Linked DNA regions of Mus musculus: region 1 is linked to region 2. The links are chromatin loops, found by intact Hi-C in ENCODE. Cell type or tissue: heart. All regions are shown on one strand. Links, peaks and the distances in the headings refer to the core of each region. The heading gives the core; the rest is flanking DNA.

Region 1 (4,394 bases), core at 204-4,203, 94 kb after region 2:
TTGGTTGAACTCAGGTCACTGGGCTTGGCGGCCAGTGTCTTTGCCCTGTGAGCCATCTCAGAGCCCTCTGAACTCACCATTTTGAGCATTTTCAGCATCCATTTATTTACCCAAGGGGTTCACCCTGGTGAGTAGGCGTGTCTTCATATCAGCTGTCCTCTAACTGGTTGTGTGAACTGAAGTGAATTCTGTAAACCATCTCCCCCCACCCCCTTAGCACTGAAGGAGGGTTGGGCTGGAACCCCCTCCCTAAGCTCCTTTGTAGACATCTCAGGCTGGGTCAGACAACTGACTCCTCCTATCAGGATTCCAGCTGTGGATGTGAAACAACCAGAAAAAAACAGAGGGACAGCTCCAACCCTCCAAGTTCCGGCAGTTTGCTTTTGGGGTTAGACCAGTGGTTCTGAACCTGTTGGTCGTGACCCATTGGGGGGGGGGGTGTCACATACCAGATATTCTGCATATCAGATATTTACATTAGGATTCATAGCAACAGCAAAATTACAGTTATGGAGCAGCAATGAAACTAGTCTTATGGTTGGGGGTCACCCCAACATGAAGAACTGTATTCAAAGGTCGCAGCATCAGAAAGGTTGAGAAGCACTGGTGTAGATCCTATGTAGCGTAGCAGTGAAGCATTTTATGATTTGCACAGCCCCAGGAGAATGTTAGCTCTTTGTGTTACACTTAGAAGCAAAGGGGAGTGGATGATGTCCCCGCTGCTTTGAGCAGTGACGATTGCTGTTCCCTTGGGCTTTCTGGGTTCTTTGAAAGAGCGAGGACATGGTATAGACTTTGTGGCACACCTTCTCTGCATTTTTTATCTGAGTGAGTGCTGCTTGTGCTTGGGGTACTGGGTCCTTCAGAGACCAACTGAGGCACAGGTTGCTGTGTCTGATGGGGTCAAACCAAGAGTTTAAGCAGGAAGCCAGCATGGGGCCACTGGCTCTCTTCCTAGGCTCCAGGCTCCTGACCACCAGGCATTCATTCTGAGGAGTTTGTTGTCACCCTGGGTGTCAAATAGAAATGGCCCATGCCTTTCTGTGACAGCAGGTCTACATGCCATGTGACTTAGATCCTCACAAAGGCCTTTTAGGATTAGCACCTGCAATTCATGGCTGCAGGAAGCTGGGAATTGGCTTCTATTTGTTCCCTTTTATTCTCAGCAATCAATTTCAAGTTAGTAGTTGATCTCCAGGGATGCTTAATACAGGGGCTAACAATTTAGGGGACAACTTCTGAATTGTCTGCCCAATGCCAGACTCTATTCGAGTACATCTGAGCTTCAGGGAGAGTCCTGGTTGCAGGCATTATTACCCTTCTATAGATGGGCAAAGATGAAAGGCAAACAGATTACAGAAGTACCCAAATCCTTGCTGTAGTCAGAGGTGGAAAGGGATTTGAACTCTGTAGGTTTGATTCTAAAGTTCATACAACGAGAACACTTTTGTTAAATAGAGTAGGACTTATTTGTGAGATTTCCACACACATCTAAGGTCTTAAAAATGGAATTGTGTCTTTTGTAATACACACACACACACACACACACACACACATGCGAGCACACACACACACACACACACACATTTGAGCACATGCATATATCAGATGCATTCTTATAAAAACAAGTTCTACAGCCTTTTCCCAACTATGTAAAAGAGGTAAGTCCTGTAATGGCACAGGAGACCAGCTGATGGTAGAAAAATATGCAGATATTGTAGGTAGTAGGATGAAATTATATGTTATGAAATTGTATGTATATATGTATGTATGTATGTATGTATGTATGTATGTATCCAGTAGGAGGGGTGGGACTCAGAGCAAAGTCCCAAGCAGCTTCGAGTTTAACAGGAAGTAGACAGAATGAGGCTGTGCTGCAGGCACATGCTCCAGTGCCATCATTTGGCATCTGATTTCCTGTGAAACCACTGGAAGAAATCTTACCTGGGCACCTTTGAAAAGCAAGGGTCGTCAGGATGGCTCAGTAGGAAAAGACAATTGCTGTCAAGCCTTGTGCCATGAGTTCAATCCCTAGGACCCACATAGTGGAAGGCGAGAACTGACTCCTGTAAGCTGTTTTCTGACCTACACACATATGCTGTGCTTCATTCCCTGGCTTGTGGTTAGGTAGCTTTCTTAAAAGGCTCAGGGCCACTTGCCTTGGGATGGTGCTGTGCAAAGTTGACTGAGCCCACCTATATCAATTAAAACATCAAGACAGTTCTCCATAGACCCCATAGGCCAATTTGTTGAAGGCAATTTCTTAAGAGAGGCTCTCCTCGAAGACAACTCTAGGCTGTGTTACATTGTCTACTGAAGCTAATTAGGACAATCCCAACCTCTAATATTTACTTTTTGATTTTGGAGTAAATTTCATTAACTATCATCAACCAGATAACTCTAAAAGTGAGTCATTTCATTAAGTTCTATAGTTTATGATCTGAGAAAACAATTATTTGGGGGGAGTGGAAACCACCCTGGAGCCTCCTCCCAGTGTTGCTAGGATAGGGCACGAAGGCTTGTGGGTGACTCACCAGAGTGATGTAATACAGGACTTCCCTGCCAGTCTATTCTTGGTCTCTCACTGTGTACTGTGTCCCGCGGAGAGAGTGTAGCATGTGTTGTGTGCCCTGTTGCTATCATGTTTCCAACACTAGAGAGAACTGTTTGCTGGACCCTCCCCAGAGCCCCTCCCCAAGAGGAGTTGGCATGGAACTGCTTCAGTGATTCATCTTGACTGTCAATTTGACTGGATCGAGAAGCACCTAGGGCATTCCTAAGGTCCACATCTGGGTATCTGTGAGGGCATTTCTGAGGCCATTAACTAAAGGGAAAGACTCACCCTGAATGTGAGCTGGAGACCGGAGGCACAGAGGGAGTGGATTCAAAGGAAGAGAAGTACTTACTGACACAGACTGACGACATTCTGCTTCCTGGACATCATTTGCTGAACAACTTGCCCCACCACACCCTTTCAGAATGATCCCCTGCCTCAGTGCAGTGGCAGGAACAGGCTGAGCATGCGCTTTAACTCCTAAAACCACCAGCCAGCTCAAACATTTCCTCGTTTTAAATTGTTTCTCCGAGGTAACTGTCACAATATCAAAAATCTAACATATCTGCTTCTGAGAGTTTGTGTTTTCTCTTTGGGTTAGATAGATGGGGATTCCTTCAATCTCAGGGGAATTCTTAGCAGGGTGCCTACGTGGACTGACCGATCAGACTCAGTTTCAATGTGGAAACTGGGGGATGACTCCCGAAGAAGCTTGAAGGCTGGTGGGGAGGAGAGGGCACTCAGCAAGGGTTTACTCTGCCTGACCATAGATAAGAAAGAGGCTGTAGCTCCAGGCCATGTTCACGAGCCATCTTTGAAGGGAAGTCAAAGCAGGAACTCACGTGGCTTCTCACAGCACGGCTACAGTCAAGAGCAGAGAGGGTGAACACATCCCTGCTGTCTGCTTGCTAGCTTTCTCCATTCTCATACAGTTTAGGGACCCCTGCCTAGGGAATGATGCTGCCCACCATGGGATGAGTCTCCTACATCAATCAACTCTTAAGACACTCCCGCCCTAAGACATGCCCACAGGCTAATCTAATGCAGGCCCTCCTTTAATTGAGACCCTCTTCTCAGGTGGTTCTATTTGGTGATGGTTCACGGGCATTTCATGCTAACCAGCACACAAGGCATGAAAGTGTGTGTGTGTGTGTGTGTGTGTGTGTGTGTGTGTGTATGAAACACCCCTGTGTCTGAAGTGACTAGTGTTTCCCATCTGATCCTGTGGCAGTTCACCTCAGACAACTGACACTCCCTTTTGTGGCTCCCCTTTTCCCTGCTGCCCCCTCTCCTTGATCTAATGTCCCCTCCAGATCCCTTATTTTCCTCCCAGGGAAATCTGCTTTGTCCTGGTTTGTCCCTGCAGATCCCTGAGGACAGAAGTCTGGAGTGTAGATGGGATTCCTCTAGGGGACATTTTAGCATCTGGAAATCACGGAGATGCTGAGAGACCATTTTGATTTTGCTGAATTACTTCTTGAGGGTGAATTCTTAGCGGTGACAGTTTTGGTAAATGGGTGAGGTCAGGCTTACCAGTGAATATATGAGGCAACCTCTGGGCAACTCTCTCCCAGGAGATGTTAGCATTCGGTGTTTTCCTGTTGTTCTTTAAGAATACGTAAATCATCCTCTTCAGATGTCCTCGTTTACATGCCTGTGATTTTTATTGTGAATTCATCCTTCTGCACCATGTTTATTACCAACTGTGTTTCCCTTGTGGGCATGGTCCTGTTCTTCTACCCATTTGTCTTTTGTGATCTTGACATTTATTCTACAAATTTGAATTAGCTATTTATGATCTTTATAACATTTGATAGAAATATTTTCCCTCTTTGAAAAA
Region 2 (4,394 bases), core at 96-4,095:
TGTGGAAAAGCACTGGGAAGGAGAGGGACGAGATACTGGCGAGCCTACAGCAATGCCAGCCGCTCTACAGAAAGGGCCCACAGCACCTGACATATTTTATTCCCCCTTGGGGCCACCTCCTCATGCTATCTTTCTTCAGCTTAGTGATTGACACCCGAAGCCTCAAACTTCAGGTATTCTTGATCCCATTCCTCCCTTGTCAAACTTTGAATCAGTTTTCAACGCCTGTTCATTTTTGTCTCCAAAATATCTTCCAGTTTAACCCTACCTCGCCATTCTTATTCAGACCTCACTCAGACTCTCCCAGAAACCCACTATTTGACACTCAGAAAGGTACATTGCCCATCTGGCTCTGAATTTCCCTTTATGGACTGTATTTATATAGTACATATAGATCACTTTTACTTCACACCGATAAAGTTTGATTCTGATGAAGGTCTACCCAGAGAGGCACATGTTAAAGGTATGAGTGTGTCCTGACACCATAGCTAGTGTTCAGTATTTGCTGGGTGAATGAGAGATTTAAAGAGAAAGGGTTAGAAAGATGGCTCTGCAGTTAAGAGCACCTTTTATACTTTCAGAAGACCTGGGTTTGATTCCCAGCACCCACACAGTGGCTCACTCTAGTTCTACGGAATCTAATACCTTCGGATGCCCTCCACAGACACACTCACACATAAAATAAAGTTAATAAAATTTTAAAATAGGAAACCCATAAGAACTTGTATCTTTCAATAGTTAGGTTCCACCAAACACATACATCGCAGCCTCAAGTGTTTCTTCCTGTTTTAATTTGCATTTCGTTACAGAGACTTTAGAAACAAATACACAGTGCGTGTTTGTCCATTAACTTCTTTTATTTACTGAGCCAGATAGTTGCCCTTCCTACCTCTCTGTCTTACTCTCTTGTTCTTGAAGTGAGGGCAAATTAGAGCAGAATGTAACACTTGTTGAAACAATAGGAAACTCCATTTCTAGTGCGGGGTCGAAGCTCAGTTGGTAGAGCACTTCCTAACATGGATGGAGCCCTGGGTTCTATTCCCAGCAGCACATAAACCTGGCCACCGTGGCTCACATGTGAAAGTAAAGCACTCAAGAGGCAGGGGGATCAGAAGTTCGAGGTCATTCTTGGCCACTTAAGAGTTTAAAGCCAGTCTTTGCCACAGAAGACCTGATCTCAGAGAAACCAAAACCAAAAAGCAACCAACCAACTCACAAATGAACAAACAACTCAACTAACTAACTAACTAACTAACTAACTAACTAACCAAAGTCAAGGAAACACTTCTTGCAGCATCAACACTATTTCCAGTTTTGTGGAAGCTCCTCATAATTGTTTTAGTTTTAGTTTTTTTTTCTTTTCTTTTCTTTTTTTTTTCTATCTTTTTTGTTTGAGACAGGGTCTCACTATGTAGCCCTGGCTGAGCTAGAACTTGATATGTAAGGCCAGACTGACCATAAACTCAGAGATCTACCTGCCCCTGCCTCCGAGGTGCTGGATCTAAAAGCGTTCTCTATCACCCAGCCTCTTACTTGTTTTATTGAAATTTGTATTATTTAGAGTACAACGAAATGGAGGCCACCCAGCTTTAACAGGTCCACAGCAGCAGCGGCTCGGAAGGCTAAGCCGCTTGTTCCAACCACAAACAGGCGCCACACTCTCTGTGTTCAGCTGGTAGCCGGGCCACTCGGACAAGCATGTTTGCTAAGCCCCTGTTATTCTTCTCTCCTCTGCCTCTTTCCCATAACAACATCTGATTGCTTCACTCACCCTCTCCCAATCTGTCACCAGCTTGTCACAGACTTGATTGAAACACTACTAATTTAGCACGATGACTTTCTGGCAGGGTGAGGTTGGCAAAGCCAGAGGAGATGTTTGTTTACCCAGAAGAAAATGACTCGGAGGTTTGGAAACAGAAAGCCCCACCTGCCACACCCTAGAGCCATGAAGCTATGCCTAGGGTAGGGATTCCGGGAGGATCCCAGTGCAGAGGCTGCTGTGGGCGGAGCCAAGGCTGAGGCTCCAGCTGCCTTGGGGGTCTTTCTGGGTTCTTAACTCTAGGAGAGTGAATTAAGGGGGTTTCTTTCCGAGGGCTGCTTTGCTAGAGAACCTTATTCTTTTCTTGTTTTCAAACAAGGCTCATGCTAACTGCAGTTGGTTTTTGAGTCCTCGGTTCTCTTTTCCGTTTATCGACTTCCTTTTCCTTTTCTTTCCTCACCTTTGGTTTTTAGCACTTCCCTCCATTGTTCTGAGGACTATTTGTTTTTTTTTTTTTTCTTCTTCTGGGAGTTAGCCATCTAATAGGAGTCAGGGCAAAAGAGGCCAGCTCTGAGTGAGCCCTGCCTCCTAGGGAGCCCGGGATCCACTTTGAAGATTGTTGAGACTATTTGTATTAATAACACTTGTTCTAGTATTGTTCCTCGTTTCTGATCATCAAAGAGCTCAGAAAGGTTGAAGCCCGCACAATCTCTGCCAGCTTGTCCTTGGGAGCAAGTGTCTAGAACAGGGTTGATCTAAAATTGTTTTCTCAGTGAAGTGGGCGGGCTACAGATTCACATCAAGGGAGTGTCAGCTTGCAAAACAGCTTCTTGGCAGAAAGGGATGTGGGATTTCAGAGGAACTGTAATCTATTCAGTGCTGGTTAAACGAACTCCTTGATTCTGAGTGTGGTGTGTGGAACCTGGGTCCGTGCCCAATGAACAATTGCGCTCCTCTGTAGCAGGGGGCTGCAGAAAGTGGAACAGCCTTTGAGATGGGAGTTTTGCTTTTCCCATGATGCTTTGCGTTTCCCTTTCTCCATATTTTTATTCTATTTAATTTAATTTTTGGTGTTTTGCTTGCCTTAAAGGAGCTGAAAGGTGGAGTGTTGTTTGTTCCACGTTTATAAAATGACCCTCACTGTGGCAGGTCATCTTGTCAAGACTGCCTAGCTTGCTTACATTGACCATAAGGACAGGGACCAGGATTTCATCTTTCTTCCCTCTGCTTGTGGCCTCCAGTATATACTCAGAGCCAGAGAGTAGGATGCTTCTCCTGCAGCTGGGTCTCCAACATCATAAAGAGGCCACTTTAAGATGGGTGCCACAAGTCTGGGACTCCATAAAAAGTCTGGTCACCTTAAAAGATAGGGACCTAGAGATGTCATTTCCCTGGCTTTGATCCCTGTGGGATTCCCAAACAGATTGGCACACCCAGTTTGCCCTGGTCATTCCCTCCTAACATAGCTTGTTTTTTAACTTGTGTCCTGGCTTCTGACTCTTTTAGAAAGCAAATAAAACAAGGCAAAACTTAAAACTAAAAACCATTTAGTTTTAAACCTTAATTTCAAAAGGACTAAAGATTTATTGTGGAAAACTTTTAAAATGGGGGAGAAACCTTCCTTAAAATATAAGGAGAAATAACCAAAATTATCTTCAGACATAGTACTACTGCTAGATCCTCTCCTGGACATATACCCAGAAGATGTTCCAACTGGTAATAAGGACACATGCTCTACTATGTTGATAGCAGCCCTATTTATAATAGCCAGAAGCTGGAAGAACCCAGATGTCCCTCAAAAGAGGAATGGATACAGAAAATATGGTACATTTACACAATGGAGTACTACTCAGCTATTAAAAACAATGAATTTATGAAATTCTTGGGCAAATGGATGTATCTGGAGGATATCATCCTGAGTGAGGTAACCCAATCACAAAAGAAGTCACTTGATATGCACTCACTGATAAGTGGATATTAGCCCAGAAACCTAGAATACCCAAGATACAACTTCTAAAACACAAGGAAATCAAGAAAGAAGACCAACACGTGGATACTTCATTCCTCCCTAGGATACGGAATAAAATATCCATGGAAGGAGTTGCAGAGACAAAGTTTGGAGCTAAGATGAAAGGATGGACCATCCAGAGACTGCCCCACTTGGGGGTCCATCCCATAATCAGCCACCAAATGCAGACACTATTGCATATGCCAGCAAGATTTTGCTGAAGGGACCCTGATATAGCTGTCTCCTGTGAGGCTTTGCCAGTGCCTGGCAAATACAGAAGTGGATGCTCACAGTCATCTATAGGATGGGACACAAGGGCCCCCAATATAGGAGCTAGAGAAAGTACCCAAGAGCTGAAGGGGTCTGCAACCTTATAGGTGGAACAACAATGTGAACTAACCAGTACCCCCAGAGCTCGTGTCTCTAGCTGCATATGTAGCAGAAGATGGCCTAGTCAGCCATCACTGGGAAGAGAGACCCCTTGGTCTAGCAAACTTTATATGCCCCAGTACAGGGAAACGCCATGGCCAAGAAGTGAGAGTGAGTGGGTAGGGAACGGGGCCGGGGGAGGTTATAGGGGACTTTTGGGATAGCATTTGAAATGTAAATGAAGAAAATATCAAATAA

Evidence for each region. A loop is a pair of places that touch in the nucleus more often than their neighbours do. Peaks named below come from ENCODE experiments on the same cell type or tissue, not always from the same donor. Only the 100,000 strongest peaks of a DNase experiment are listed, where the experiment ranks them.
Region 1: a loop joins it to region 2, with 2.0 times the contacts of the local background. A loop is called at or near these places in 1 of 42 quality-filtered maps.

Annotation. Positions count from the first base shown.
Region 1 is chr9:70,940,249-70,944,642 of GRCm38, forward strand. The region is part of intron 2 of Gm32017 (a long non-coding RNA gene); the gene reads left to right. It also overlaps a transcript of Lipc not described here. Among named protein-coding and RNA genes, the nearest start is that of Lipc, 7.6 kb to the left of the region's middle. In heart, for the core only: no CTCF peak of the experiment used is centred there; DNase peaks (open chromatin) are centred at 2,583 and 2,833.
Region 2 is chr9:70,846,009-70,850,402 of GRCm38, forward strand. The region is part of intron 1 of Lipc (lipase, hepatic); the gene reads right to left. Among named protein-coding and RNA genes, the nearest start is that of Gm32017, 66 kb to the right of the region's middle. In heart, for the core only: a CTCF peak has its summit at 1,632; DNase peaks (open chromatin) are centred at 1,873 and 2,490; H3K4me3 peaks cover 724 bases; H3K27ac peaks cover 2,136 bases.